2 separate regions of the Mus musculus genome follow, and region 2 is linked to region 1. Evidence: chromatin loops called from intact Hi-C (ENCODE). Cell type or tissue: gastrocnemius. All regions are shown on one strand. Links, peaks and the distances in the headings refer to the core of each region. The heading gives the core; the rest is flanking DNA.

Region 1 (15,779 bases), core at 4,079-12,078:
TCAGTGGTAGAGTCTATGCCTAGAATCCCCTAGTGAGGGGCAGGGGACATGGCTCTGTGGTAGAATAGCTGCCAAGCATGTGCCTTATGTGGGCTCAATATCCTTGTAGAAGCAAGCAAATAAAGTCAAAATGGCAAGTGTTTTGTTACTATCTGCATGCACAGTATATTGAAGCTATCACTACACCCTTCTACAGATGGTCATCTTCCTACTCCAAATTGCACACATTAGATATGAACTCCCCATCCCCACCCCTACTCTTCTACTTTCTGTAACTCCATATATCCAAACCAAAGTCTATAATATCTTCCCCTCTTCTTCTCCCTTTCCCTTTCCCTCTCCCTCTCCCCCTCCCCTCATTCTCTCTCTCTCTCTCTCTCTCTCTCTCTCTCTCTCTCTCTCTCTCTCTCTCTCTCTCTCTCTCTCTCATCTATCAATTTTGAGACAAAGTCTCACTATAGCGCTCTTACTGGTGTCCAGCTCATGAAATCCTCCTGCTTCAGTTCAACTAGTTTCATTTCTACATTGTCAGTGCAAATGGAGGGCTGTGTTGGCCAGACCTCTGTTTGTTAGAGGTGTCCTAGGCATAGTCAAATAGATAGGGCCCAGCCCCAGCCTCATACCCATGTCTGATACCCTACTGACTAAACCTTGAGAGGGAAGAGATTGGCTGGTGCCACTGGGCAAATTTCTTATGGGTACAAGTGGGAACTGGGATAGAGAACACATCTCCATTTCATTATGGTCTCTGTCCTTTGCCAGCTGTGGTGGGCAGTTTGCTTGCCTTGAGAGCAGGGCAGATTATGGGAGCCTTCCATCATCGAATTATTATTCTCCTCAGCTCACTTTTCACCTATCCATGAATTCACACGAGTTCACTTTTCATTCACCCTTGGTTCTTTCCCACATCCCAAGCCCTTTCTATGAGTCCTCAGCCATAAGCCACCTTCCCTGCCAAAACCATTTCCTTGAGGCCCGGGTTTTCTGACTATGAAGACAGAAGTCTGTTGTGGCTGGGTGCCAGCAGGTGGGGCTCAGCCCTGCTGGTCTGATGGCCTTGGCTGGCCCTTCCAGACAGTGGACAGTACTGACCTTGGCTGGCCATTTCAGTCCATGGACAGTCCCAGCCTCACTCCCCCAGTTCCGCTGAATCAGCTGGGCTGGCGGGTGACTCATGTTGAGGTCAGGCCCCCTGGCTGTATTCTGGGGAGACAAGCAGCAGCCTCCTGCAAGACTGGGGCTGGGTGACTTCACATCCAGAGTACCCTGGTCCTAGCTTTAGATTTAGTGTCCCCTTCTGCTCCCCCCACCCCTACTTTCAGTTAGTTTACTTCCTCTGAGATCAGCTGGCCCTGGTCCTGCCAGGAAGTCTTCATTGACCCAGCCTGGCTGCTTTCTAGCTGCACTTGCCTCTGTGATGTCACCACATTGGGAAGCTGGTGCCTGAGGCCTCCTCCACCATCTCCAGCTCCAGTTGGTTGGTAATGATCCTGCTTCATCCTGTCTGTGTCCTGTCTGTGCCCATAGACTAAGAGGCTAGTATGGGTAACAGTGTTATACTGTCTTTAAAAATTAAAGTAAAAATAAAAACAAATGTAAGCTGGGAGTGGTGGTGTATGTCTTTAATCCTAGCACTCAGGAGGCCAAGGCAGGGGGATCTCTGTGAGTATGAGGCCAGCTTGGTCTACAAAGCAAATTCCAGGACAGCCAGGGTTACCTACATAGTGAGATACTGTCTCAAAAACAAAAACAAACAAAAAAATCCCATACAAATGTATATGCACGCGCGTGTGGGCGCATGTGTGTGCATACACCTCCTCCAACCATGTCCCCCTTTTTACTAGGCTAGCTGGCCATCAAGTCCCTGGAACCTCCCTATTTCTGCTGCCCAGTGCTAGGATCACAGCTACACAGTGCCACACCTGGCTTTTTGCATGGGTGCTGGGGACTAACTTGGGTTCTCGTGTCTGTGCATCAAGCACTTTACCCAATGAACCACCTCCCCAACACCATTGCTCTTGTTTGAGATAGAATCTCTCACTGGTCTGGAATTTGTCAAGTAGGCTAGGTTGGCTGGCTGGCCATGGAGGCCCAGGTATCTTCCACTTTTCTAGCACTGGGATTACATTTATGCCCCAACATGGCTTCTCCCTCCCTCCCCCCTTTTCCTTCTTTAGCAGTGCCACTGTGTAGTCTAGACTTGAGATCCTCCCCTCTCAGCCTCCCAGGTGTTGGGATTGCAGATGTGTGATATCAAGCCTTGCTCCTAGTTTTTATTATCTGTTTGGCAAAAGGCAAGTTGCTTAACTTCTCAGAGCTTCGATGATCTCACCATGAACGGGGAGGAGTATTTGCCTCGAAGGCCTGGTTTTAGCAGGGCATGGGATTGTGGATAAGGTGTGTTAACTCAGCAAAAGAAGCTCACAGGCTCAAAGTTATCATGGCATAGAACATCACATCTGATCATGCATAATGACAAGCACATCAGCTGTAGTACCCACAGTTGGTAGACACAGATTGGCTACTTTCTTGCTGGCACATGGCTTGGGTTGTATGTAGCCCTGATATGTGGCCACCTAGAGAGGACCCATCCTAGCCCAAAGGAGCTACCTTTCTCCTGGACCCTCATTCTCCAAGTATCCTTAGGTAGACCCTGTCCCTGCTCAGGGACCCTTGTGAGTCAGGCAGCCATCTCAAGGGAGGTGACTTTCCATATGTCTGACCCACCATCTCATGACATAAACTTTCTAGTGTGAGCTTCTGGGTTATGTGGGGAGGGTCTCAGACAGACCCCGTAGTATAGCTTATCTACTCCAGGAGGCCTGAGGACCTGGAGTTGGGCACAACTGTGATATGTATAGCCTGTGTCAAGCCCCAGAATGTAACTTCCTGGGTGTCTGCTGCAGGCTCATACTCAATAGGAAGGGTCCAGAACACCCTGTCTCTGGCACCCAGATATAGGTTGCAGGCCTTTTGGGACTAGGTCTCAGAGCCAGGGAACCTAGGCAGTCCCTTGGGACATGGTACCTGAGCTAGTTAGATTTGTCAACTTGACACTAGCTAGAGAGGAAATCTCACTTGAGCAAATGTTTTCAACGTATTGGCTTGTAGGCAAGGCTGTGGAACATTTTCTTGATTAATGATTTTGGGCAATGCCAACTCTGGACAGATAGCCCTGGGTTGTATAAGAAAGCTGACGGAGTAAGCCATGGAGAGCAAACCAGTAAGCAGTGTTCCTCCATGGCCTCTGCTTCAGTTCCTGGCTCCAGGTTCCTGCTTGTGTTCCTGCCTTGTTTTCCTCTGATGATGGACTGCAAGCTCACCAATGGATTGCATAAACCCCTTTCTCTACAAATTGCTTTTGGTTATGGTGTTTCTCACAGCAACAAAAAGCTAAGACAGGCCCCTGGTGGAGAATATTGGGCTAAGGGCAGGAAGAAGAGAGTCACCCTCTGAGGTAAAGGTGAGCAACCAGGAACTCTGTATCGCTGACATTGTCACCTGGGGCCTGGCATGAGAGTACTAACCTCAAAAGAACACAAAACCCTTGCCACGAAGGTATCTGATGCCATCCAAGATCGGAGGCTGACACTCCCTGTTTGGTCAGTTACCCACTCCTAACCCATCAATCACTCAGCAAGCCTGCCCACCAGGCTACAGGACTGGAGTGAACCTTCAGGATCTCTCTGTCTTTCTGTCTGTCTCTGTCCTTAATGTCTCATAATATCCCTGTGGGGCTCATTTTGCACAGGGCCACTGAATTCAGAGTGAGAAGATGTTCACAGCAGAGGGGTTGGGGGACAAGGAGTAGAGCCTGGGTCATCTCTGCCTAACCCAGCATGTTCTGGGAAGCTCTGCCTTCCCTAGGGCCATAAAGCTTTTTATGAGTGGAGCCCTAACCACTGGAGCCCAGCCAGGTTTGCCCTGGGAGGATATCATGCTCCCTAGGAGGCCCTAGGAAGACACGAGGACTTGGAGGCAGTATGAGGCAGTGATGGGCACCAAGGGGAGCTGTGTACAGGCCATGTGAGCTGGCCATGACTGAGGGTCCTCCAGGTGCTGCCATCTGCCACAAGGAAGCCTGTCCTTGCAGCCACTTTGGAGTCTTTCTCCCACCCAAGAAAAGAGAACTAGGAACAGGGACCAGCCATGGGGGCCTCAGAAGATCTATGAAAACTGACAGGCCAAGGAGGTACTGGGAACCAGTGAATTTTTGCTTCTAATCCACAAAGATAACAGTGTTCCTCCATGAAGAAATACAGTTGATGGCTCCAGTGGACTCCTTCTCTAGAGAAGACACCAGAAAACCAGAGGCACAGTTGGAAGATGGGAATATATCTAGGATTGAGTTCCTGGTGGCTGTCTATCTCCATCTCATCTCTGGATAGTCTGTGTGCCCTGCACCCACCAAACTACAGGATGAAAACCCTCAGGATGGGAAGGGGGACACTACACAGCATCACCAAATATGTCCTGATGTCTTTGTCCACGTCTGAGTGTGAGCTGGGGGGTGGGCATGGCCCAGCTCTGCAAGCCTGAATCCAGAGATCTATCAATGATATTAAAGTAATGCTAAGGTCAATTTCTCAGAAAGAGGCCCAGGATCCCAAGACTAGGGAAACATGTGAGCAGTGAGATTCATCTATTCTGAGGACCCTGGTGTCAGAGCATATAGTGCATTGTGGCTCTAAATGTCTCTCAGAGCTAATGCCCTACACACACACCACAGGGTGCTCACCCCACTAGAAAGAGATGGGAGGCCTTGTTGGTATTCTCCCTATTCAGACGGATGGTCACCTGGCATAGGTAAGGCCAGCCTCCCAGCATCTGAGGACCAGGTGAGAAAGGGATGTGGCAAGCAGGGCTCTATTCTTAGAAGGTGGTATCCTCCAGGGCTGCCCAAGGCTGGCCAGGACACCTCCCTTGCTGACAGTTGCTGGGCCAGAAATGGGGAGGCAGGAAAGGCCACACAGCAGATTTCCAAATAGACTCTACTTGAGATGTTTGGACCATATGCACCCTCACTCCCACCCAAGAAAAGAGAACTAGGGACAGGGACCAGCCATGGGAGCCTCAGAAGATCTATGAAAACTGACAGGCCAAGGAGGCACTGGGAACCAGTGAAATTTTGCTTCCAATCCAGAAAGATAACAGTGTCCTCTCATGAAGAAATACAGTTGATGGCTCCAGTGGACTCCTTCTCTAGAGAAGACACCAGAAAACCAGAGACACCGTTGAATATGGGAATGTATCTAGGATTGAGTTCCTGGTGGCCGTCTATCTCCATCTCATCTCTGGATAGTCACTATAGCCACCTCTACTTATTCACTACAGAGGGCTGAGAGGGAACTTGGAGGGACTGGGCCTGAAAGAACTTCATTCTTTCTCCTGCCTCCAGGACAACCCAGATCCTGAGAGCTCCTAGATTCCTTGTTCCAGCCCCCACCTCTCCATGGGGAAATGATGAGCTGGCCTCTAGTGGGGAGGGCAGGACAGGAGAGGACAGGGTAATTGAAAATGCATTCCAGACTGGTGATACAGCAGTGGCCCCAGGGCAGGGAGGGCACCCACTCAGCTGCTGTTCTGGAAGATTCCTGACGTCTGATTTCCCTGAGGAAGAGGAGAGAATGGTATGAGGTGAGATGGGGGAAGACTCCTGCCCTGGAGGGTACAGCGAACCTTAAAAGCCACCTCTCCTTGGAAGCCTTCTCAGGTCCCCTCCCCAACACACACAACTCTGGATCTAGCTTGGTCTAGGGTACAGTGGACAGCCTCTCTTGTTCCTATTACTTCACCAGGATGTACTCTCTGTGGTCCAGAGCCTGAGGCAGGTGAGATAGATGGCTCATACTGCCCTTGGGGGGAAGGGGACTGGTAGGTTTACTCTAAGAGGTGGGACTTTCTGAAGGGAGGGAGAAGAGTGGGAATGAGGGCTGACTAGGTTAGCTGTTCTCCACCAGCTGTGTTCTGTGCTAACCTGTGCCAGGCACTGCCCCAATGGTCTTTCCCTGCATGTTTGTTTTAGGTCTTGGGACCTCCAAGCACACAATGTGTGCTCTCCAGGCCTTGATGGGGCAACTGGATCACAGAAGTGGAACTCTTTTCTGCCCTAAACTATATAATCAATCCCCTGTGATTCCAGAGAGCTAGGTGATGGGTGCCCTTTGGTGAGGATATCCTTTAAGAAGATAACAAACAAGGTTCACCGTCCCTGGAACTTCCATTACCCAAGAGGCCATTCTCTTGACTCACAGAGCTCTTGCCTTTTCCTCCCTAGTTCATCCAATGTCCCTTTATGGGAGGTTCTGTTGGTTTACAGGCCCTCCCTTGACAGTTCTAAGGGTATGGATAGGCAGGCTGCTGGGGCTTTGTACTGAATAGCCATGAGTTTTGGGTCTTGCAGCAATCAGCAATCAGGCAGTCCCCAGCCATCTATGCCCCTTCTGGGATTCTGCGCCCTTTCGGGTGATCAGCTTGCAGGTGTCCCCGGAGGCAGAGCTGTGAGGTCTCTTGACCTCCTGCGTGGGTTCATTCAAGTCTTCTGTAGGCCCAGCTAACCCATCCCAAATTCAGAGCTCCAGGAATCACGAAATCATAAAATTTTTTTGGAGCCTCTTAAGTTTTGGGGCCATTTGTTATGTAGCCATGGACGCCTCTGACAGCAAGTGTCACCATTTCTGGGAAACCGAGGGCTGGAGTAGCTATAGGTCTCGTCCAAGGAGCACTGTAGACTACTGCAGGTGGAGGTGTGCAGATACCTTGTTACATATGTGGACAGTTTAGTCGGTTCTTCTGGTTTTCAGCAAGCCAGTCAATTTCACACCCCTTGAAGCTATGGCTGATAAAGTTCTCTGTCCCCTGGAGCTACTAGGATAGAGTGTCATGGTAAGTCACTGTTTCAATTCAAGCCAGGCATGGTGGGTTAAGCCTTTAGTCTCAGTACTGGGAGGCAGAAGAAGGTGGATCATTGTGAGTTCAAGGATAGCCTGGTTACAAAGTAATGAGTTTCAGGAGAGCCAGACCCTATCTCAAACAAACAAACAAACAAACAAACAACAACACAACACAAACAAAGCCAAGCTTAGCCTGCCTCATGACACACGTCAGCCATCTTAATTGTCAGGAGGCCAAGGCAGGAGGATTGCTAGTTCAAGACCTGCCTGGGCTACAGAATGAACTTAAGATAAGGCTGGGAAACTTACTGAGACCCTATATGACATGAAAAAAGAAAAAATATTAGGCTGGTCGTTGTGGTACATGCCTTTAAAACCCAGCTTTTGGGAAGAAGAGGCAGATGGATCTCTGTGAGTTCAAAGTCAGCCTGGTTTACACAGTGAGTTTTAATATACCCAGAACTATGTGAGAGACGTCATCTTTAAGAAATGAGGTAGGGATGCCTGACCTAAAGCTGTACTACAGAAGGACACATGCGCCACTATGTTCATAGCAGCCTTTTTATAATAGCTAGAAGCTGGAAAGAACCCAGATGTCCCTCAACAGAGGAATGGATACAGGAAATGTGGTACATTTACACAATGGAGTACTACTCAGCTATTAAAAAGAATGAATTTATGAAATTCCTAGGCAAATGGATGGACCTGGAGGGTATCATCCTGAGTGAGGTAACCCAATCACAAAAGAACTCACATGATATGTACTCACTGATAAGTGGATATTAGCCCAGAAACTTAGAATACCCAAGATACAAGATACAAGTTGCAAAACACATGAAACTCAAGAAGAACGAAGACCAAAGTGTGGACACTTTGCCCCTTCTTAGAATTGGGAACAAAATACCCATGGAAGGAGTTACAGAGACAAAGTTTGGAGCTGAGATGAAAGGATGGACCATCTAGAGACTGCCACACCCAGGGATCCATCCCATAATCAGTCTCCAAATGCTGACACCGTTGCATACGCCAGCAAGATTTTGCTGAAAGGACCCTGATATAGCTGTCTCTTGTGAAGCTATGCCGGTGCCTGGCAAACACAGAAGTGGATGCTCACAGTCAGCTATTGGATGGAACACAGGGTCCCCAGTGGAGGAGCTAGAGAGTATCCAACAAGCTAAAGGGATCTGCAACCCTATATGTGGAACAACAATATGAACTAACCAGTACCCCCGGAGCTCGTGTCTCTAGCCGCATATGTAGCAGAAGACGGCCTAGTCGGCCATCATTGGGAAGAGAGACCCCCCTTGGTCTTGCAAACTTTATATGCCCCAGTACAGGGGAATGCCAGGGCCAAGAAGTGGGAGTGGGTGGGTAGGGCAGTGTGTGTGTGGGGGGGGTATAGGGGACTTCTGGATAGCATTTGAAATGTAAATGAAGAAAATACCTAATTAAAAAATTGGAAATGAAAAGCAAAACAAAATAAAACAAAACAAAAAAAAAAAAAAAGAAAAAAGAAGGAAATGGGGTAGGGAGTTTTGGTTATAACTTAGAGGTAGAGCACCTGCCTAGAATCCCCCAGTAAGGAGCCAGGGGTGTGTTTCAGTGATAGAGAATCCCCCAGTGAAGGGCTGGGGGCGTGGCTCAGTGGTAGAGCCCCTGCCTAGAATCCCCCAGGGAGGGTCTGGGGTGTGGCTCAGTGGTAGAGTACAAGCCGAGAATCCTTTAGGCTACTGGCTGTCATTTAACTCCTAAGACTGGCCTAGAGATGGACAGGGATACCCTGCTTAAAGTGCCATCTGGGACTCCTGTCACCCAGAGGTGTGAGCCCCTTTCCTTTGGGTGGAACTGATTCACTGAGATCTGCCATATGCCCGTGGCATTCATCCTTCTCTAGCACCAGGGAATCTCAATGCTGGCTACATTTGGGCTCCATGCCAGGCTCTGCCTTAACAGATCTCCCAACAGTTCTAATTAGCAGCTATTTCTGCTTTATTATCTTTTCATCGTAGAGGCCAGCAGAGGCTCAGAAAGGTGAAGCAACAGGTGGAAGGATGCATAGCCAGCAGGTGGCAGAGTGGCTGCCTCTCTAGGCCAGAGCTCTTTGTCACCTCTGAGGCCTTTGGACCAAGTAGACACTGGTGAAAGAGGCTGCTGGCATTTCTAGGGAAGCTCACGTGGCTCCCTTCAGAGGGAGGTGGCTACCACAGGGATGCTGGGGCCTCCCTATTCTAAGATGGGATGAGGATGAGATTACCAGCTGGACTTTGTCCTCCTGCTTTAGAGGAGCCGCCTGGGTGACCCAGCCTCCCCAGCAGACAGGAAGAGGAGGACCTAAGGTAGGACTGTGGCTCTGTCCATAGTCTTCAAGGCAGAAGGATATAGTCGAGTTCACTCAGTGGAGATGCGAGACCCAAATCCCCCTCACCAGAGTGGTCCAGGATGTTCTATCTTGCCAAGATAGAACAGGACACATAGCTGGCCAGGATAGAGAGGCTGAGAGTAGGGTCTGAAGCTCAGACAGGCTGGGGTGTCCTCACTCTCTGAGGGCAGTTTCCCTTGGTGAACAAGCAGGGTACACATCAGATTCCGACCTGGCCAGCTGCACAGTCCTGCCTTCTGCTAGCCGCGGTGTCCTCAGGAGCACCGCTGTCCAGACTGTGTGGGATGCTTCTGACGAGGCAAGAAGATGAAGCTGTTCAGGTGCAGCCGAGCGACTGGACTCAGTGGTATCTGAGCTCAAATCCCACGGATCAGCACACTCTCCAGCTTCCTTGGCCAGTGGGTCATTTGTATGGTGTTGCAAAGTTGTGATCTCTTTAGACACACTGGGAACGGACACAGCCGCAAACAGGGAAATGGCAGGGAACTCACTCTTCTTCTTCTTCTTTTTTTAAAAATGTGTTTATTGATCTACATATGTGTACATGTATGTGTATTTGTTGAAGGCAGGCTAGAAAAGCCTTGTTCTTATGTTTTGTTTTTGGTTTTGTTTTTAAACAGAGTCTCTTCATTAGCGTAGACTTTGCCCAGGAGTATAGGCTGGCTGGCCAGAGAGCATCACAGATCCCCATCTCCACCGATCCAGCACCAAAATTAGAAGTGCCCACCACCATACCCAGCTTTTTACATGCACACTAGGTTCTGAGTTCATGAGCTTTTGCCCCAGCCTGTTTATTTTTATTTTTTTGACACAGGATCTCACTAAATTGCCTACATTGACTTTAAACTTGCCATCCTCCTGCCTCAGTTTCTAATCTGAGGACCGGGTTGATATGCCCAAATTCATTTTCTTTCTTTTATACTTCTTCCTTTGAACTCTCACCACATATCCATTTTTGGCTTCACTGAAGATTCCTGTCTCCTTTGTTCCCTATCCTAAGGCAAGGTCTCTAGGCCCATAGGAAGCTACCCCATGCCCATTCAAGCTATGTGTGGGTGCCTCTTATAAGAAAGAGTTTGCCCTCACCTTACCAGCCCTGTAACAGTGTGACCAGCCTGGTATCACTCTCAAGTGCCAGTCCACCAAGCCAAGGGCACAACCACAGACAATAGCCTCCCTAGCCTTCCAAGTACTTTGTGTGGGGGCCTGCCTGGTTGGATTCCTTTGGTCCAGGGGTGCAGCCCAGAGGCAAGGGACATTCTAGGGGCAGGGAGCAGCCTTGGTCCAGGAAGTGCAAGTCAGACACAGAATGCAATTAGGGAAGAAGATGCATCCAAGAAGCAGTGAGTTGCAGCTTTCTATCAATGTCTGCAGCTTCCTTTCTTCCAGCTTCTGAGATCCTAGCACTAGCAGAGGCTATCTCTGAAGCCTCATTGGCAGGCTGAAGATGCCTGTGGGGTTTCAGGATAGCAAGACAAGTCACTGGGGGGAGGGGGCTAGAGCTCGGGAACACAGCATGGAAAAACAGGTATTCCTGGAGGCTATGGAGAGGACTCAGTCAATAGAGTTCAAATCTCCAGCACCCACCTAAGAAACCAGGCATGATGATCCAAGCGTGTAAGCCTAGCTCTGGGACTGGGAGGGACAGGAGGGTCTCAGGAGCTCACTAGCCAGCAAGTCTAGCCTATGAAGGCTGGATCCAGGGAGAAACCCTGACTCAAAAAAGCAGAAAGTGGAAGGCTAGCCAGGTGGCATTCCCAGAACCCACTGTGGAAGAAAATAGAACGTTTCTTCAAGTGTTCTTTTGAACTCTCTCTCTCTCCCTCTCTCTCTCTCCTCTCTCTCTCTCCATATGAATGCAGATCGGATTATCTATATGGAGGTTATAGCAGACAAGCAGCCCCTGTAGAGATATCCTCACTCCAGGGGAGGTAAAGCAGGAGAGAAGCCATGGACCAGTACTACTCTCTGGCTCCCAATCCAGCAAGGGATGGACAGGAGCCATGATCTCAGGCAATGGAAAACTCGCCAGGAAAACAAGATGAGAATTTTCCAAAGCTGGAAATATGGTTATCTTTGGTCTGTGTGATCTCATTTAATGATTTATATACAGCCTCATTGAGACAGGATCTCACTCTGCAACCCAGACTGGCCAGAGCTCAAGTCCTCCTGCCTCAGCCTCCTGAGTGCTGGAATTACAGGTGTACACTTCCACACCTGACTTTGCTATTTTAAATCGTTTCATGTCAGGCCTTCTGAGAAAAAAGACCCGTTTCCATATTTGGGTCGCTTTGCTAGGGTGGCGCTCAGGTGTTGGATTGTAAGCCCACAGCTGCTCTTGGACGCCACTACTCTGTGGCTGCCAGCTATGGCTGCTTGGCCAAGGCTGGAGAGCAGCTGCGTCCCCATGCTCCCACCTGCTCTTGGATTTTTTCAGGCAACACATCCTGAATAGGCTCATCTCCCTTCCTCTGTGGGAATCAGGACACATGTGCATTTTAAAATCTAGCTAATGGGCCAGCAAGATGGCTCATTAGATAAAGGTGCTTGCTGTCAGGCCTAAGTTTGATGCCCAGAACAGAGAGAAGCAACTTCTGCAAGTTATCCTCCTCTGACATCCACATGTGTCATGGCATGTACACACACACACACACACACACACACACACACACACACACACACCACATTAAATAAACAAGCAAATAATTAAATAAATGCTCCCAAATAAGCTTGTTACAAAGTGAGTTCAGAGTCAGCCTGGCCAAATTAGCAAGACTGTGTCTCCAAATAAAAAAGTTAAAAGGCTGGGAATATAACTCAGCAGTACACTAGAATCCCTCAGTGAGGGGCTGGGGGCATGGCTCAGTGGTAGAGTCCCTGCCTAGAACCCCCCAGGGAGGGGCTGGGGGCATGGCTCAGTGGTAGAGCCCCTGCCTAGAACCCCCACCAGGGAGGGGCTGGGGGCGTGGCTCAGTGGTAGAGCCCCTGCCTAGAACCCCCCAGGGAGGGGCTGGGGGCATGGCTCAGTGGTAGAGCCCCTGCCTAGAATCCCCCAGTGAAGGGCTAGGGGTGTGGCTCAGTGGTAGAGCCCCTGCCTAGAATCCCCCAGGGAGGGGCTGGGGGCATGGCTCAGTGGTAGAGCCCCTGTCTAGAATCCCCCAGTGAGGGGCTGTGGGTGTGGCTCAGTGGTAGAGCCTCTGCCTAGAATTCCCCAGTGAGGGGCTTGGGTGTGGCTTAGTGTTAGAGCTTTGCCTAGAATTCTAGGGAAGGGTTTGGGCTGTAGCTCAGAGGTAGCACAACTGCCTAGGATCCTCCAGTGAGGAGCTGGGGTGTGACTTAGAGGTAGAAAGCTGGCCTCGCATGTATGAGGCCAAGGACTAGCAGTCTGGTTAATATGATATGCATGAAGATGCTACACAAAATGAAAATCCACTGCATTGCAACACATGGCTGAAGGATTCTACTGTTGAGGCTTTTACATTTGTCCTGGATGTCCAACATTTTTCTATCACTGAGTCCCAGTCACTGTTGTCCTCTGCCTCTCCTTCTTTCTTCCCCCTTCTTTCTCCTCCTCCTCTCCCTCTCTCAGTTCTTCTCCTTTTCTGGATACAGAGTCTCACTGTGTAGCCCAGGACGGCAGCGGCAATCTGTGATGCTTCTGAGAGCCGGGTCTGCTGTCCACACTCAGCCTGGTGGTCTTTTTCCTTAAAATGAACCAGTACCTATTAGCCTGTGACTTACTCCGACTTTTCTACATCCTGGAAGCTTCTGGCCTCCTAGGAGACTGATAGCGAAGAGGGAATCATTATCATTTTTTTTTTTGAAAAATTTCCTCATTTTGCAATGAGGGCTGGGCGTGTTGCTCAGGGACAGTACCTGCCTGGAATGCACAAGCCCTGGAATCCATTTCCAGCAGGCCATAGGCTCTCTGTGGGGGCATACTCAATCCCATGTACAGTCAGTCTCAGCACTCGGTATGTGAAGGCGGGAGTGTTGTGACATTGGCACTGGCAACCTCGTGAGTTCAAGGCCAGCTTAGGCAACATGAGGCTGTATCAAAAAGAAAATAATAATAATAATAATAGTGTAAGTAGCACACCGTTCACCTCAATTTACCAACTATCCCTATACCTATCTATTATCTGTGTGTCTAATCTTCTATGCATTTGTCTAGCTATCAATCTTCTCTCTATATATTATACATATATCTCATCTATTTGTCTATTATATACCTATTAACTAACCTACTATCAGATAACTATTATTTATCTCTTCTTCTATCTACCTTTCCTTTTCCCTTTTTACAACTTTTTTTCAAGACAAAGAGTTTCTCTGTATACCTTTGGTTGTCCTGGAATTTGTTCTGTAGATCAGGCTGGCCTTGAACTCACAGAGATTCACCTGTCTCTGCTGGGCTAGCATCATCACTTCCTTGCTTATCTTCCCAGCTTTTATCTATCTACTTATCACTATATATTATCTATCCATCAACCATCTATCATCTTTTATCCATCATTCAACAAATAATGTATCATATATTTATTGATCATCTATAATGTTTCTATTATGTTTCTGATGTGTGTATCTGTGTGCCATTTATCCCCTGTGTCCATAAGGTCTGTATTTATATATTTATCATCTATCCATGGCTATAACCTATGTACCTATGTATCCACCTATCTGCCTAAGTATCTGTCAATCAATCTTCCTTTGCTCTTTCTCTTTTTTCTCTCTTCCTTCCAACACCTTTCCAACGTTCTCAGATTTCCCAGTCAATAGAAAGCATGCTGCAGACATTAGGACCCCCACCAGGCTCTGTGAGGTTCTCCAGGGTGCATGGTGGTCACACCATAGGCACACTGTAGGAATTCAGTGCTGAGACCTATCACTGGATCGAACAATACCTCTAGTGGTTTCTGTCGTGCTCTGCGTTGCTGCTGGCTTGGAGGAGTGGTTGAAGTAGAGGGTCAATGGCAGCCTATGGGAATCACTTTCCTGTTATCGACTTGCTTCCTTAAGGACCAGACATCAGATCGAAGTGGTCCTGTCCAGCACCACGAGCCCTGGGCACCACTCCATGGCCTCATCTTGTCCCCTGACGATCCTCTCACAGGGTTCTTTCTTTCGGCGGATCTGGAGCCTGGTCAGTATTTCCCCATGTTCTTCCTGTAACAGCCCTTTCTTCCCTGGGTCTGTTCTCCAACAAGCACGAGACACCATCATGTAAAGTCATCGTTCCTGTTCTCAGCATGTCTGTTCTGAGCACAGCTGAGACTCATGAAATCCGAGGGCTGTGACACCAATGGACAGACAGGGAGGCTGTCCTGACAGGGCTGCAGCTTCCACCATACTGGTACGCGCCCCAGGGGGTGGTGGGGTTGGGCTTGGGGACTACGGAGGGTGTGGCAGTGGTTGTGCCTTGAGGAAACCCACGCTGGTCTGTCTGAGGGGACAGTGACTGGTACCCATTATGGCATTACCTTTGTATTCCTCTTGATAGCTTCCTCCTCTCCAGGAAAAAAAAAAAAAAAAACAACTCAGCTGAGTGTATATATGCCTGTCATTTCAAGTGCTCAAAATGTGGAGGTGAGTTTGAGGCCACACCTTGACTCAATACGATAAACCCAAGTCTGCGTGGGGAAATCCAAACAAATTCCATTTTCTTCCTTTGGCCTCAAAGGCCCGTGGTCATCCTGCTCAGTGCTCCAACCTGTTTCCTCCCATCATCCTCTCCTCTTTGCAGAACCTGGGACCTGCTGAGCAGGTTCCTGCCTCCGGGCCTTAGCACTTGCTCTTGTTATCTTGATTTGGAATTCTTGGTCTGGATCTTTTCATAAATGATCCCTTCCCAGCCACCTGAAGTGACAAGCACTTTCTGCTTGGCTTATTGCTTCCTAGAGACAGAGGGCTCCAGAAAACCTTGCTATACCACCCCTCAGTGTTTATCCAGATGCCTGGCACACATTTCTAAAGGCTACCTTCAGAGCTGCCTGTTACAAGAAATATCTGAGAGGCCAGTTTACCCAGAGTAACACAGCAGGAGGGGGAGGCAGTGTAGGTCAGGGTTGAACCCTGGTTATTGTTCCTACCTACTCAGACCAAATTCCCAAGCTAGAATGCTCACCTGCTGGCTCCAAGAGGAAATATGGGAACACAAGTTCTCCTCCTTGGCTTGGGGATTTTTGTGGTTGTTTTGAGATAGTCATGAGGCTGCCCACATTAGCCTGAAACTCATTATGTACCCTGGGCTGGCCTAGAACTCCCAATTCTCCTGCCTCAGGCTCAAGGGTTAGAATTATAGGCATAATCCACCACAAAGGGTTCCAGATACCATTTTCTATTTTTTCTTCTTAAAAAATTTATTTATTTGGAGATAGGGTCAGGTTGTGTAGCCCACACTGGTTTGGAACTTGGGATTTTACTACCTCAGCCTCTGGAGTGCTGGGATGACAGGCTAGTGCCTCATCCAGGACTGCCTGATTTCTACAGGTCACTTTTAGTTTACT
Region 2 (15,779 bases), core at 4,894-12,893, 54 kb before region 1:
GAATCTCTCTCTCTCTCTCTCTCTCTCTCTCTCTCTCTCTGTCTGTCTGTCTGTCTGTGTCTGTGTGATTTATTAAAATGGCTTACAGACTGTGGTCCAACTAGACCAACACTGGCTGTCTACCAATGGAAGCTTCCAGAAACCAGTAGTTAGTTGTTCAGTCCATGAGTCTAGATGTCTCAGCTAATCTGCAGTATACATTAGAATCCTGAAGAAGTAGGCTCTAATGCTAGCTGCCCCCGGAAGCTGCGGCCCAGATTAAAGGTGGATCATCCCACCTCAAAAAATCCAGATTAAAAGTGGGTCTTCCTGGGCTGGAGAGATGGCTCAGAGGTTAAGGGCACTGACTGCTCTTCCAGAGGTCCTGGGTTCAATTCCCAGCACCCACAAGGTGGCTCACAACCATCTTTGATGGGATCCAATGCCCTCTTCTGGTGTGTCTGAAGACAGCTACATTGTATTCTTGTAAATAAAATAAATAAGCCTTTTTTTAAAGGTGGGTCTTTCAACTTCAAATTATTTAATCAAGAAAAAAATAATCAACACTCACAGGTGTGCCCAGCTGCTTGGCTTCAGTAAATTACAGATGTAGTGAGGTTGACCATAGCCATGACAGTCATTGTGTTATAAAATTTACAACATTCCCTTTTTCTCTCCAACCTGGAGGAGCCTCTCTTTTGTGTGTGTGCAGTGCATGTCACATGCGTGTGCAGACAGATGTCCACGCCCATGTGGAAGCCAGGGGAGGACATCGGGTGTCCTGCCCTGTTCCTATTTAATTCCCTTCACATAGGATCTCTCACTGAATCTGGAGCTAGGCTGGCAGCCAGCAAGCGGGAGTGATCCTCCTGTTTCTCGCTCACAGTGCTGCTGGTGATTCAAACTCAAGTCTTCATTCTTGCACAGCAAATGTTCTTACCTACTGAGCCATCTCCCTAATGCCCTCAAAGGTCCTTTCGAAGGTCGGACATGCTGTAAGTGTTGATGGATACAGGGCCTAGCCTTCCTGACCCCACTAACCCCAGCCTCACTGGGTACACAGTCATGGGTACAGGTCCAAGATACGCATTGATTGGTTGTTAGGGCTTCTCAGATGTGTTGTCATTGGCTCCATAGGCTTTTCTCCTCCCCCTTCCTCCTGGGGATCCTGGTCCTAGGAAGGAGACAAGATTTGTTTGGATAAGTTGCTGGCGTTTGGAAGGTGGTGTTTACCCGGCAGCCTCCCTCCAGCTTGCGGTCTGCAGGCTGTTAGGAGAATGCTGATAGGAAGATGAGATGCTACAGCTCCTGAGGTTGGAGGGCACAGTTAGTGTTGTGGACAATGGTTACATTTTGCACCCAAGGTTTAAATAAAATTGCTAGAGGGAATATCTCACAAAATTTGGGCATGACCAGACACATGATCTGTGACCCTTCAGGGAACAGCAGGGCCTGGAGCAAACGCTTAACTCTGTGCGGAATGAATGGCTCACATACAGCAGAGTGCCTATGAGTGCTGTTCACGTCCACTCTGCCTGCACATCTTCACTCAGAACATTTTCAGACCCCTCATTTTGTTCGTAAGATGCAAGGTCTGTGTCCAGCACAGGGGGTGGGTGATGGGTGGGACCCTCATAAGACCTGGGACTCCAAATGGCCATCTTCCCTAGACTGGGGCCAAGCCTCTGCACTTGTTCTTGGGTGAATTCTGTGAGGCAGGTGTGAGGTCATTGCAGGTATGGGACACAGTATGGACACTGGAACCTGTTGCCTGGGTTCAGCCTCAGTGGTACCCTTACAATTCTGACCCTTGACTTCCATGTCTGTGAAGTGGTCATCTTGAAGCCCTAGCAGTGAAGTGGGAGACTATTAAGAAGTTTCCTCTTGGCTAGGAGTCCAAGCCTTTCTTTGTTTGTCCCCTGAGCTACAGAGCCACACCATTGTGCTTAGGAGTGGCTTTCATCGTTGAATGCCCAGCCCTGGCTAACAGGATCTTTGCCAAGGTTTGCAGACCTGTTTCTTCCTGCCTTGTTTCTCATCAACTTAACACAGTCCTTATGGGGTCCTTACACACTGGCATCCATGTGTGTATGTGTATATATGTATATGTATGTATGTGTGTGCATATGTGTGTGCATATGCTCATGTGTGTGTGTGAGGGAGAGGCTATATGTGTCTGAATATGTGGAGGCTAGAAATCAACCTTAGACATTGTCCCTTAAGAGCCTTTCATTTGGTTCTTTGAGACAGGCATGGATTCAGCTAGGCTGTCTGGCTAGCCTACCCCAGGGATGCTCCCATGTCTCCATGAAATTACAAGCGGGCGCCAAACATGGGTTCTTGAAAGCACTTTATGATTGAACCTTCTTCCCATTTCCCTGCATCCTTTGCTGTGGTTGGAGGAAGGGCAGTAGAGGCTGGGGCTTTGGAAAGTGTCTGCAGGCAGGGGATTCCTGAGCCCATCCTGACTTGAGCTTGCTTGCTTTCTTTCTTTTCTTTCTTTTCTTTCTTTCTTTCTTTCTTTCTTTCTCTCTCTCTCTCTCTCTCTCTCTCTCTCTCTCTCTCTCTCTCTCTCTTTCTTTCTTTCTTTCTTTCTTTCTCCTGAGCCCATCCTGACTTGAGTGAGCTTGTTTGCTTGCTTTTTTCTTTCTTTTTCTTTCTTTCTTTCTTTTTTAAAATTTATTTATTTATTTATTTTTTATTTTGTCGACACAGGGTTTCTCTGCATAGCCCTGGAACTCACTTTGTAGACCAGGCTGGCCTCGAACTCAGAAATCCGACTGCCTCTGCCTCCCAAGTGCTGGGATTAAAGGCGTGTGCCACCACTGCCCGGCCATCAATGTGCTTTCTTTCCTTAGCCCCGTCTTTCTCTTTGTCCTCCCACTTGTGCATGGTCCATCACCTACCATTCATCTAGCCATATTCCACCTGTCCACCACCAATCCTGGAACCCATCTGTATATCTATCTACCCACTATCCATTCACCTGTCCACATCATCCATACATCTACCTATCCACCAACTCACTGATAATGCTTGCTTACTCTCCATTATTCCTGCCTTGGGTTGTCTCTGCCTGCCTGAGCATCCACACAGAAGGCCTCCTACTGCCTTTTGCATCTCTGTTCTCCCTTATATCTGGGTGGAAAGCATCAATCTAGCAACTTTCTATTCTTTTTTCCCTATCTTACTCTGTAGTCTATCCATCAACCCATCTGCCCACAAACCCATCCACTCACCAACCCATCCATCTGCTCACTCACCTGTCCACCTATCCATCCATTCAACTACTCACTTGTTCATTTATCCGAATGTCTATCTATCCTTCCATTACCTGTCCATACACCTATCCAATCATATATCCATTCATTCTTTCATCCCTTCACCCATCCACTTGCCTACCCATCCTTTCATCCAGTTGACACCCATTCATCCATCCACCCACCTGTCCCTATTTGTCCGTCCATCCTCTCAATCTCCTTGTCCACTTAGACTAAGAAAGCACCAGAGCTGAGGTGCTGCGGGAGGAAGGAATGTTGGTGAGGGGCGATGGCCTAGGTAAAGACTTTCAAAAGGTTTGTGCTCTTAGCCACAGGCCAAGTGAGAGCCTCCAGCTTTCCTAAGTGGAAGTAGAGTTCATTACCACTCCAACTTTGTGAGGACAGGTGTGCATGGGAGTGGTGGAGACCAAAAGGACTCAGGGCAGTGCTAGGCTCTCAGTGCCTATGATGGTGACCTCATGGGCTTGTCTTGCCGGTCTGCCTGACAAATGGGCACCCTAGAGCCCAGCCCAAGCCACTGCTGTATTGTGAGCAGCCAGCATTGTTGAAGGAGAGGGTGGGTTGATCGGGTTTCCAAGTGGGAGGCTGTTTATGATTTCTGCCTGTGGCTTCAGTTGAACCCTCTGGAGGTGACTTCAGGATCAGCGTGGAAAACTGTTTTTCTTCTTATAGGCAGAGGAGGCCAGCACCTTTTAATGCCATTAAGTGCTGAGAGAGGGAGAGAGGGAGAGAGAGAGAGAGAGAGAGAGAGAGAGAGAGAGAGAGAGGGATTAGGTCTGTCTGGAGTTGGAAGGAGGCAGGAGGAGGGTAGAGCCATGGACGGGGCTTGTTGGGTCTTCTCAAGGGGTGTCAGGTTACTCAGAAGGAAATCTGGCTTCTAAGCCTCTGTGGTAAGTGAGACCCAGCCTGGCTGCTCAGGTGGCATTTTTGGCGTCTCCATGTCCCTAGCTTGTTTCTGCAATGGCCGTGCAGCTGGGCAGTGGAGGGGACATTGGTGTGCTCACAGAGATATGTGGGGTCCTTCAACGAAGGCTGGTTTTCTAACAAGCCTACTTTTGCGTGTGCAAATATCTGTGACTGACGTCGAGAGCCAGACCTCTCAGTTTGGGGACCGTTTTCCCAGAAAACATTTTCAGTCCATTCCCACCTTGGCCAACCCAAGCAGAAGTGCAAGTGGAAGCAAGCCCATACAATAGGGAGATGTGATCATATTTATCTGCCCTCATCTTGAGGAGCTCTGGAATGCTCATTGTGGCCCACTCTGTGATTGCATAAACATGGGGATATCTGGAAAGTCCTCGGGGCAGGGAGGGACGCGTGAAAGGTGTCTAGGACCACAGTCATCAGAAGCTGGCTGAGCTTGCTCATTCCCGCTCTAGGAGGCAGAGGTGGGAGGGTCGTTATGAGTTCAGGGCTAGCCTGGGCTACAGAAGGAGGCCAAGGAAGAAAAGAAAGTTGCCAGATTAGTGCATTTCCACCCAGATAAGAGGAAGAACAGAGATACACAAGACAGTAGCAGGCCTCCTTGGGAATGCTCAGGCAGGGAGTGACACCCCAGGGCAGGCTGGGGTGGCGCTAGCTACACATCAATCTCTTAGGATCAGGAAGGTGGACCTGCATTTTCCAGACCCAATAACATCTCAGAGAAGAGTGTCTAAAGCCAGGGTAGTGAAGCAGATAGCTTTCAGAGTGGGCAGGCGGGGAGTATACACACACACACACACACACACACACACACACACACACACACACACCACACACACCACACACACACACCACACACACACAACATAACACACACACACACACACACACACACACACACACACACACACCTTCCTCGGGATGGAGAGATGGCTCAATGGGAACATGCTTGTTGGCCAAGTGTGAGGACCTGAGCCCTAACCCCAGAACCCAAGTACAGTACTGTGTTCTTGTAATCTCAGTCCCAGAGAGGCAGAGACAGGAAGATGTTCAGAGTTTACTGGCCAGGATCTAGGTGTCAGTGAGAGATCTAATCTCAAAAACTAAGGTGGAGTGGGGCTCTGCGGGTAAGACTGCTTGCTGGGTCAGCATGAAGATCTGACTTCGGATCCCTGGCACCCTCGGAAAAAGCTTGGCCTGGCCACACATATGCCCATAAGCCCAGGGCTGTGGTGGCAGATACAGGAATCAAGCAGAGACAGGAGAACAGCACTCCTGTCATCCTCTGGCCACCACACATGTGCAAAAGTACCTGCACCCACACATACATGTGTGTATATACTGTATACATCACACCATATAAGCTGGAGAGTGATTTAGAAACAGACTATCACCCTCTGGCCTCCACATGTACCCACAGGCATGTGTATGCATACATACACGCACTACCATTATGAGCTGAGGGTTATTATTTTAGCATGGGAGGAACCAAAAGGTTGTTTTTTAAAGACCTGCTCTTTCTTGGACCCTTGTTTTGTGGTTTTTGAGGCGATGCAGCCAGGCTGGGATGGTTCCTGCAGATGCTGGAGATACTATGGCCAAGATGTACCCTTGTCCGAGGACAGACATCCAGAGCTGGCCTGAGATCTGCCCACAGCTCCCTCATGTGACTGCCTTTCCCCTCCCAATGAGCACAGGAAACTAAAAACCAAGATGTTAGAGTTAAGAGCTCCAGAGAAGCGCGTTTGGATAGAGAGAGAATAGCCCAAGCTTAAAAAAAAATAGATATGGTTAACTATAAGTGACAATTGGGCTTATTATGAATTACACTTGGGTCTTATTTACCTCCCCTTACCTTCTCTGGTCCCCCTCCCACACCAGCTGATCTTTCTTTTCCCGACAGGTCCCTCTTCTATTTTGGTGTCTTTTATTTCTTTGGTGACTGATTCGTGTCATAGAACCCTATCCTTACAGAAGCATGGCTGAAGGGTTATCCACAGGAGCATGGGCAACTTACCAGGGGCTATACCACTGAAGAAAATCAACCAGTAACTGTCTGGAAAGCCTTTGGGAGGGGTGGGGCTTCATGAGCCCTCTCGCAGCAACTATAAACTCTATAGAGCCTCAGGAAGTGGGTGGGGCCTCATTAGCTCCTCCCCTAGCAACTCTTAACTGCGAATCCTCAGCAAGGGGCGTGGCCTCATGTGTTTTTCCTTTCTCCATGATGGAATGTCGACCAGGCTGATCTCCCACAGGTCCTGTGAAGAATTATTTATGTGCTCTGAAGGTTGGAACCGGAGCATGGAACAGTCTGGATCTTTTATTTTGTGTTTTCTCCCCAGATGGTTTTGTATATTTTCCAGCCAGAGAGGGCTCTTGAGTTCTCCTGAGGCTTGCCTCAATTTACGCTCCGTTTTGAACATTCAGGACAGACAGGGAGGTGTCCCATGTTTCCAGGCATGAACATTGCCTGGCTGGGGGCTCTGTATAGTACCTTAGCCTCTCCAGCAGCGCAGCCTCCTGTCTTGGTGAGTCAGGAGCCCCAGAGACAGGTAGGTCTCTGGTGGCAGATGTTACATTTCAGGAGAATGGGCTGGCATTTTTGGACTGTGTTCTAATGACTGTGCTGATGAGATGGCACCTCTGGGACAAATGTGGCCATGATGCATGTCCTACGATTTCTGGTGACTTTAATAGCCCAGCCCTTCTTAATTCCTTTGGCTTCTGTCCAACAGCCCATTTCACACCTACATTTAGAAGAGGAAGCCACCAAGCCTCAGGGTTGGCACGGAGACCACTTTGGGTTCCCCCAGCTTTGTAAACTTTGGGGAGTCCACGTGTCCTAACACATCTCTGTCCTGCAAATCTGGGTACTAACTGATGTCTTATTTCTTTACATTTTTGGAGTACTTGGAAATTAAACCTAGGGCTTCTCACGTGTTAGGCAAGTGCTCTACCATCAAGCGACATCCCCAATCCTGCTGTCTCATCTCTGTGTCTGGAGTTATGAACACTCCTGTGACTGTAAATATTTTCCTCAAGAAGGGGGAAAAAGCCAGCAAAATCCACACAATCAGGCTTGATGGCCACGTCCCAAACAAATTGTATTTATTGGCATGAGAAGTGCTCATAACCGACTGTGACTTACTTTCCTAACTGGATTGTAAAAACAGTGCCCATAAACTCATTCCTTTCTTGTAAGAAGCCAGGCAGGGCCTGGGATGTTACTCAATTGATAGAGTGCTGGCTTAGCATGCAGAATCTCTGGGTTTAATCTCTTGCACCCCATAAACCCAGTGCTGTGGCTACAACCTCAGCACTGGGGAGGTGGAGGCAGGAAGGTCAGAAGTTAAGGACGTTCTCAGCTACATAGTTTGACACACTGTCTCAAGAAAGTAAAATAAACAGACAAAGAAGCCAAGCAAGCAGGTTGTGCCTGTTGGCTGTGTGGAGAGTGCCCATGTGGCTCTTCACAGCATGGCTGGTGAAGGCCTTAATTCCTCTTTTAACTTGGAAGGGATCCTCTCCCTAAGGCCTGCAGACTGGATTCTAAGGGGCTAGGAGGTGGTCAATGGACGGGACTGGGTATATGTTGTGGGAAACAGGTTGACTTGGCTGGTGTCTGCTACAGCTCCTACCTGTGCTTGTTTTTCAGTGACATATTTGACGCCATGTTTCCTGTCACTCACATCGGTGGGGAAACAGTCATACAGCAAGGTATGTTTCCTTCCAGATGTTTGTCATCTGTCCTGGCCAACTTAAGAAACTGCCAGAGGTGGTGGGTGTTCCAGAGACTGAGGCAGGAGAATTGTCTTGTGTTCAAGGCCAGTCTGGGCTATAATATGAGACTCTTCACAGAGACTGGGGGCGGGGGCGGGGCGGGGGGCAGAGGAGAGGCAGACAGACTTTTGTGAGTTCGAGGCCAGCTTGGTCTATATAGTGAGTTCCAGCCCAGCTAGGGCTACATAGTGAGAGACCCTGTCTCAGAACAAACAAACAGGGGAAGGGGTTAGGCAGGCAGGGAGAGATGGAAGAGAGAAAAGAAAAAGAAACTAATGAAACATGGCACAACAGCTAACATTAATCTGTCATCCCTGCAATCCAAAAAGCAGGGGATGTGGATTTTGAGTTCAAGACCAACCTGAAGAACTTAATGAGTGAAGAGAGTACTGGGCTTAGAGCCTTTGCCTGGTGTGCAAGAGACCCTGGGATGAGAGGTGGGGCGGTGCTCCATGTCCAGGAATTGGCACCTGGGGCTGGCATTACTTGGTACTGGCTGGCACACATAGTTACAAGGGTTCTTTGCCAGATAACCAACAGTATCTAACTTGTTTTGTTTCACATTTTACATCTGTTGTCTCTTCTGTCATAGGGAATGAAGGAGATAATTTCTATGTGATTGACCAAGGAGAAGTAGATGTAAGTATCTATCCATCCATCATGGGTTTTGGACATCAAGTCCTCTTTGCATGCTTGGCTTGAAAACTTCACACAGCTTAGCACCAGGTCTTACAAATGCAAGCTGGCAGCTTCACTTTCTGAATAGATTCCTAATGTTTATTTGTTTGTTTATGGTGCTAGGGATGGAACTCAGGGCTTTTAGCACTTAGATGGATGTTCTGACATTCAAATACCAGCCCCTCACTGGGGGATTCTAGGCAGGGGCTCTACCACTGAGCCACGCCCCCAGCCCCTCACTGGGGGATTCTAGGCAGGGGCTCTACCACTGAGCCACGCCCCCAGACCCTCCCTGGGGGAGTCTAGGCAGGGGCTCTACCACTGAGCCACGCCCCCAGCCCCTCACTGGGGGATTCTAGGCAGGGGCTCTACCACTGAGCCACGCCCCCAGACCCTCCCTGGGGGAGTCTAGGCAGTGGCTCCACCACTGAGCCATGCCCCCAGCCCCTCCCTGGGGGAGTCTAGGCAGGAGCTTCAGTGCTGAGCCACACCCTGCCCCCAGCCTTATTTCAATTGTCTTATTCAAGATCAAGAAAGCATTTCGTCTAAATGATAGTATAAGACTATAAAAGCCCAGTTTGGAAAGAGAGCTGTGTCTGGCAGGTGCAGGCCCAGTGGGGTTCTTTTTTTGCTTTCACAGAGCGTCTGCGTGGAAAGCAGCCTAAGATGTTCTCTTTGACTAGCAAGCTAGTTTAGCCTGCAAACTCTGGGGGCTTACAGTGGATGTTCGCGATTACCACATGGGCAGTAGCTTCCATGTTTGTAGACCCTAGAGGTACTGATGTGACATGGGGTGACTGTCAGCTTTTGTGCCAGCATGCACCCAAGCTTCACCAAGGGACTGTCAGAACAAAGAGCTCACGTGTTTATAGAGCATCCCCTACTCTCCCACACTCTCACTGTAATGTTAGAAGCATGCCCTCTAGAGACCCCTCCTCATGCTTTCAGCTGGCCCTCCCTCCTTCTACCTCCATGGCCACCCCTGCCCAAGCCCCCCCCCTCCGCCCCCCAGAGTTCTCTGATTGGGATGGCACTTATGTCCCCTTGTCTGGCTCCTGTTGTCAGAACATGTTTCCCTGAGCTCGGGGTCTGTTTTCTATCCAAATCCTCTATGTCTTTGTCCCTTCTGACATAGGGAGCCCATGGTTACTTTCTTACATCCTCCTCCCAAGCAGTGTGATGACACTGATCTCTGAGTCAGTCTGGGACCTCCTCTTGCCTGCGGGAGTCTGACCTACTGATGGACTGCCCCTGGGCCTGGGCTGGTATCGTCCTGATGGGTGTCCCCTCACTTGCTCTTGCTGTCACTCTGAGTATCTGCTTCTCCTTTAGTGTTGTAATCTATGTCAGCTCTTCGGGGTGGTATCAGCAGGTGTGCCACATGCCCTGCCCTGATCAATTGCTTATTTGGGGCTACTTTCTGTGATCCATTTCTTGAATTCTGTCTCTAGATGGAACAGAGGGCAGGGACAGAGTCTGCCCAGGACATTTCAGGGTCCTCAGCGTTGTGGGTCAGTTCCTAGGCCAGCCCCAGGGTCATTGCTGGGCTGTGGCTCAGCTTAGCCTCACCTTCTAATTAGCCATAGCTTATGCTCCACCTGTCCGAGGGGACTTGCTGTGCCCTCCTTGCCTCGGAGGTGTCTCGACCACACCCTGCCTGGTGCCCTGGGGTTAGGTGAGCTATTTTGGGCCTGGCCTCTGCTCCTAAGTCTATGTCCAGCCAGGCTATTTCTGGGAAAATCCTTTTCTGATTTCCCCAGCAGCCCAACTTTGTCCCACAATGCATTTCTGGGAACCGCACTGGCCCACCTGCTTCCGGAGACACCACATAGGAAGTGAGTCACTCAGGCGTCCCGAGTGGGGCACACGCAAAGCTGACCCCGTGAATCTGACAGCTCAACCCCTGGTCTGGGTCTCAGGGGAGGCAGGGCCTCCTGTCTCCCCAAACAAGGAAACTGAGTTGGGAGGTCGTGATCCCTTGGGCTACTCACTCAAGAGGAAGCATGAGGCAGACGATTAAAAAGAGGTTCTGATGTTAGTTAGGCTCTGCTGTGCCCTAGCTTCAGGTTAAAACAAACATCCATGAAGAACCCAGCTCAGAAAACAACTTGGTTACTGGCCTATGGTAGGGAGGGGAGAAGGCCTTTGCCCCTAGTAGCTTGTATAAGTGGGTCCCAAGGACCGCTGCTCTCTCTGTTGGAAGTTGCTTTGATGGATTGATATTGGTGGGAGGCATGGGTAACTCATTTTTAATTTTTGCTTTATGGTTGTTTGGGGGTTTTTGTTGTTGTTTGTTTTTTTGTTTTTAAAGATGGGGGTTGCCAGGTCGTAGTGGCACATGCCTTTAATCCTAGCACTTGTAGGCAAAGGCAGGCAGATCTCTGAGTTCAAGGTCAGTCTAGTCTACAGAGTGAGTTCCAGTCAGGGCTCCACAGAGAAACCCAAAATAAAATAAAATAAAATAAAATAAAATAAAATAAAATAAAATAAAAAATAAGGTCTCATGTAGCTCAGGCTAGCCTAAACTCATTATGTAGCCAAGGATGATCCTTAACTGTCAAGCCTCCTGCCTCCATCTCCTGAGACTTGAGATGACAGCATTGGTTTATACCATGCTGGGAATGTAATCTGGGGTTTCTTGCAGGTCAGGCAAATATTCTACCAAACCCCCATAGTTTGTACCCATAGCTCCTCTCCCAAGCTGTGAGCCTGGGTTGTTGCCCATTCCTGGCCCTAAACCCACCGCTCATTGCTCTGTCTTCTCCTTCCAGCCTGCTAACTCTTGATCTCCAGTGGCATTGCCAGCTCCCATTGGACCCCTGGGAATAGTCAACACGGATCTGCCCTGGGGGTGCTGTGGTCACTTCATGGGGTGGATGATGGGCGATCAACAGGAAATTAGTGACCAGCAGCTTACACCTCAGGGCTGGGCTTCCCCGGAATTCTCTGCTCGTAGCTTTGCTCCTCTGCCTTGCAAACTCTTATTCATCCTTCAATACCCTCCAGGCCCTGCTCCTCTTGTCTGCAGTGGAGTGTTGATAAATGCTGACCTTAGTGACAACAGAAGACTAGACACTCCCACTGCCGTAACCTGGGAGCTCATGTGGCTTCTGATCTGGGCCCATCCTTTCCTTGGAACATGAGTCTGCCCTCCCCCTCCCTCTTTCTCCTCTATCCCTTATTCTTCCTCCTCCATTTTTTCCCTTTTGTTTCCCCCCAGCCTGAACTCAGACTCTTCAGGTGTTGGAGAATATCCTTGAACTTCCGATTCTCCTGCCTCCGCCTCCTGAGAGCTGGGATTACAGAGCTGTGTGGCCATATCTGATTTATGTGATGCTGGGGATGGAGGCCCCCCTCCCCCCCGGGGGGGGGGGAACTTTACAAATGCTAAGCAAGCACGATACCAACTGAGCCGTGTGTCCCAGTCCACATGTGACCTCCGTTGTGCTCACCAAAGTCACCTAGAATCTTTTAATTCCATCTCAAAGACAGAGTTGGGGTGACCCCAGGGGATTCTGGGTCACATATTCTTTGACTTTCCCCAAATAAGTGGATATAGGAAAAGTGCTGCAGGCTGTCTTCAAGGTTATGGAGTCCCTGAGTTCCCCCTTCCATGCCCACCCCACCCCCGCCGCCATGTACATCTCCAGGAAGGCTGTGAGTGAGTCAGAACCTTGTGCAGACTGCAAGGAGGCTCTGCTCTGGTCCTTTCCACCCTGGGTTTCATCCCAGAGGGGTGAGCGGGTCCACAGCGGCCAGAGGGTTACATCACGGGCTTCTCTCACAGAGCAGGCTTCGTGCCCTCTTCCCCTTGTGTACTAGGCAGACCCCACCTCCTGCCTGTTCTAGGCAGCCTTTCATCCCCAAGGAAGCCCACCACACCCACACCCACCACAATTGCAGTAGCCACCTCCCTCCTCAGATTAGCTACAGTGTATCTGAGCTTGTATGTGGCCATCTTGTGTGTCCCTGGCTCACTGAGTCTGAGGTCTTCCCTGGAGGCCCCTGAGCCACTTGCTGTGGAAGACCCCAGGAATGGCTAAGGAGCAGGGAGTCACTGCCCTGGATGGCCACAGTGTGCTCAGTGTTTAAGCCTGTACTATTCCATCTCTTTTCAGAAGCCAGCCTCTACCTCACTGTCCCCAGAATCCTGCAAAAGTGAAAGTCACATTAACTGATGATTCTGGCCCCAGATATGTATCCTTGACTTCCTCGACTGTGGAGGGAGGGGTGGATAGGACCGGCAGGATCCCACACACCTCCACTCCATCCTTTTCAAGGCAGGACTGAGGGTCCCCAAAGTCACAGCTCATCTGAATAAGACCCTTCCAACCCTCCCCGACAGATACCTTCCAGCCTCCAATGAGTCAATAAGGGGCCAGGGTGGGAGCCTGGCTTGAGGTTTCCCCAGCCTCTAGTTGGCCCCAGTATCTTGTAATGATGGTCAGAGCTCTAGCTGGCCACCCACCAACCTGGGGACATGTGGAGGCAATTTTGTGAAGGAAAAAATGAGCTCACCTTCACCTCAAATATATTGTCTCGACAGATCTGTCCTCCCTCCCTCCCCAGCTGGGAGGTTCAAGTTCAAAGGCGGCTTAGAGGCCCTTGCTGGACGCTGGCTGGCCAAACCAGGATGTCTGGGCATCGTGGGTGGATGCCACTTCCTGGCTAAAGCCTCGAGTTTAGGATGTAGAGGCTGTGGGTGGCGCAGACTGGACCTATGAGTGGGTGCGTCCGGCCTCGCCTCCCTATAGCACTATGAAAAAGTCCCCGGCACCTCCATCAGTCTCTCAGACTTTCCAGTGGTGACAGGGGTGGGCGGCAGGGAGCACCCACAGGGATGGGCACAGAAGAAGGTGGACTGTGATGTGGGAGCTGCAGGGTAAACACACGGGGCCATGAAAGAAGGCCACATGTAAAGGAATCAAAGGGTACCCAGTAAGCTGCTGGGAGCGAGGAGCCGGCATGTCAGTCCCAGCTGAGTTATGGGGCATTCATTACTCTGATCACTGTGATGATTCTCAGGACGCTTCTACGGCCCCCGTGCTGCATCCTGTAACCCCTCTCTCAGGCCAGGCAGGTCTGTGACGATGCCACTAGGGCAGCAACAATCCATCTGCCCTTTACCTGGGTGGGGACACCCAGGATAGCACCAGCTTTACCTTCCCAGGCAGGATCTGCACCCCTCCCTCCAGACAGGCCCGTGTGCTAGGTTTCCCGGAGCACCCTTCCAGGATGAATACTCTTCTCCCTCTAGGAGGACCAGGAGGGCCAAAGTTCAGTCTTAGTTAAAATCATGGCTTTCCACAGAGACTAAATGCTAGGCAGTGGGTGTTTGCTTGCCAAGAACTAGAACCCAGTTTTCTAGCAGAGAAATATTTTTCCAATTTATTTTATTCATGGGACAGCATTTCCGCCGAAAAGGACACTCAACTGCAAGCATATGAGATTGGAAATGGGCTCTGGGGTCTTTCCTGGTTGTCTCTAGACTTCTTGTTTTGGCGGTGTCCCTATCACTTCCAAGGTTAACGCTGTCCCTGTGAGTTCTAGGTCGGTAGGATTCTCCTGTTTCAGGAGAAGAGGTTCTTCCCGCCTTAAAGGCGCTTCCCTCCCTGGCAGCACTGTGTGCACCTGGGAGTGAGTCTGTTGGGCCGGGGACTGTTCAATTCACCAGAGTTTCTGGGTGAACACGTCTGTTTAAATTGTTAAAGTGCTTGGAGCACAAGATTAACTATATTATCAACAGTGCAGCTGTCACCATCCCCATCCCCAAAACTCTTTCCTCTGTGCCTGTGGGGGAGGGGTGGAGGAGATCACATGTCTGTGGACGCCATCGCTGAACCTCGGGTGTCTTTATTGTCACTGTTCACCTTTTTTGTTTGAGAGTGTTACTCTCACTGACCTGGGAGCATGTAAGGCTGGCTGGCCAGCAAAACCTTAGGCATCCCCCTGTATCCACCTACCCAGCCTTGCACCATCACATCTGACCTTTTAGAAAACACATGGCTTCTGGCAATGGAACAGCTCAGATCCCCGAATCTCCACAGGGAGCCGTTATGCACTGACCTGTCCCCCCCAAGCCTCCTGTCTGAACTGCCTTACTGATCTCATCTGGTTCCTTCACTGAGTCACTCCACAGCCCCACCCCAGCCCCCGACTCCCCTCTTCCTACTTCCTAGCCCTACAAGTCTGACTCCTGGGGTTGGAGAGATGGCTCAGTAGTTAAAGAGTTCTAGATGCATTTCCAGAGGCCCTGGATTTGATTCCTAGCATCCAGCTGTCTGTAACTTCTGTTCCAGGGGATCTGACCCCTTCTTTCCCCTCTGCCTGCACAGACACACACGCACGCAAAAACACCCATACACATACAATAAAAACAGCCTCTTTCTAGCCTGGAGCTCACTGAGCCAACAATGAACCCCCCAAAGATTTGCCTATCTACTTTCCAGGTCCCAGCACGGGGTTGATAAACCCTGGTCACTATGCCCAGAGGTTTCATGAGGATTCTGGGGCTGGAATTCACAGATTCTTGATCTAAAAATAGTCTGACTCTTCTGGGGAGCCTCTTGTTGACTTCACACAGCATCTATCCTGTGGCTTCTGGTCATTGAGCAAAAAAAAAAAAAAAAAGTTCTTAAGCTCCACCCATTCACGCTGTAGCAGGTGTCAGAGTGCTCCGCTTAAGGCTGAGTAATATTCCACTGGGGACATGTGGCACCTTTTCTTTATGTGCTTCATTATGGGCTCTTGCAAGCTACCCTGCAGTGAACAGGGATGTGTGACTGTCTTCTGGAGATGTGCCTTCCAAAGTGCTGTTATGTTTCAGTTGGCCGTTTGTGGAATGCAAAACTGGCTGTGACATTTTTTTTCTGAAGGTCTTTGGAGTCTCCCAAGCATATTTTAACTACACGGCACATCATCTCTGAGGTCCTCAGTGGCCCCACTTGAGGTCACAGGGTGTTGAATATAGCCTGGCAGTGAGTGTGCCTATATTTGAGGGTGTTAGACCCTGAGGCACCCCAAATGCTGTGCTGCTGTAGTAGGGCTAGGTTATGCAGGGTGAGGGTACCGGCAGTCCCTTGAACTGTTGGGTTCCTACAGACCTCATGGGACTCTATTTTCTTTTCGGAGAAATTA

Evidence for each region. Hi-C counts contacts between places; a loop is a spot of excess contacts. Peaks named below come from ENCODE experiments on the same cell type or tissue, not always from the same donor. Only the 100,000 strongest peaks of a DNase experiment are listed, where the experiment ranks them.
Region 2: it touches region 1 in a loop (2.1-fold over the local background); 5 of 42 quality-filtered maps call a loop at or near these places.

Annotation. Positions count from the first base shown.
Region 1 is chr5:139,000,626-139,016,404 of GRCm38, reverse strand. It overlaps a transcript of Pdgfa not described here. Among named protein-coding and RNA genes, the nearest start is that of Pdgfa, 14 kb to the right of the region's middle. In gastrocnemius, for the core only: a CTCF peak has its summit at 8,947 (motif pointing right); DNase peaks (open chromatin) are centred at 8,896 and 11,640.
Region 2 is chr5:139,055,378-139,071,156 of GRCm38, reverse strand. It overlaps Prkar1b (protein kinase, cAMP dependent regulatory, type I beta), which reads left to right. Exons shown (of 11, transcript NM_008923.3): 5 at 7,840-7,901; 6 at 8,557-8,603. Among named protein-coding and RNA genes, the nearest start is that of Prkar1b, 66 kb to the left of the region's middle. In gastrocnemius, for the core only: no CTCF peak of the experiment used is centred there; a DNase peak (open chromatin) is centred at 9,262; H3K4me3 peaks cover 377 bases; H3K27ac peaks cover 2,816 bases.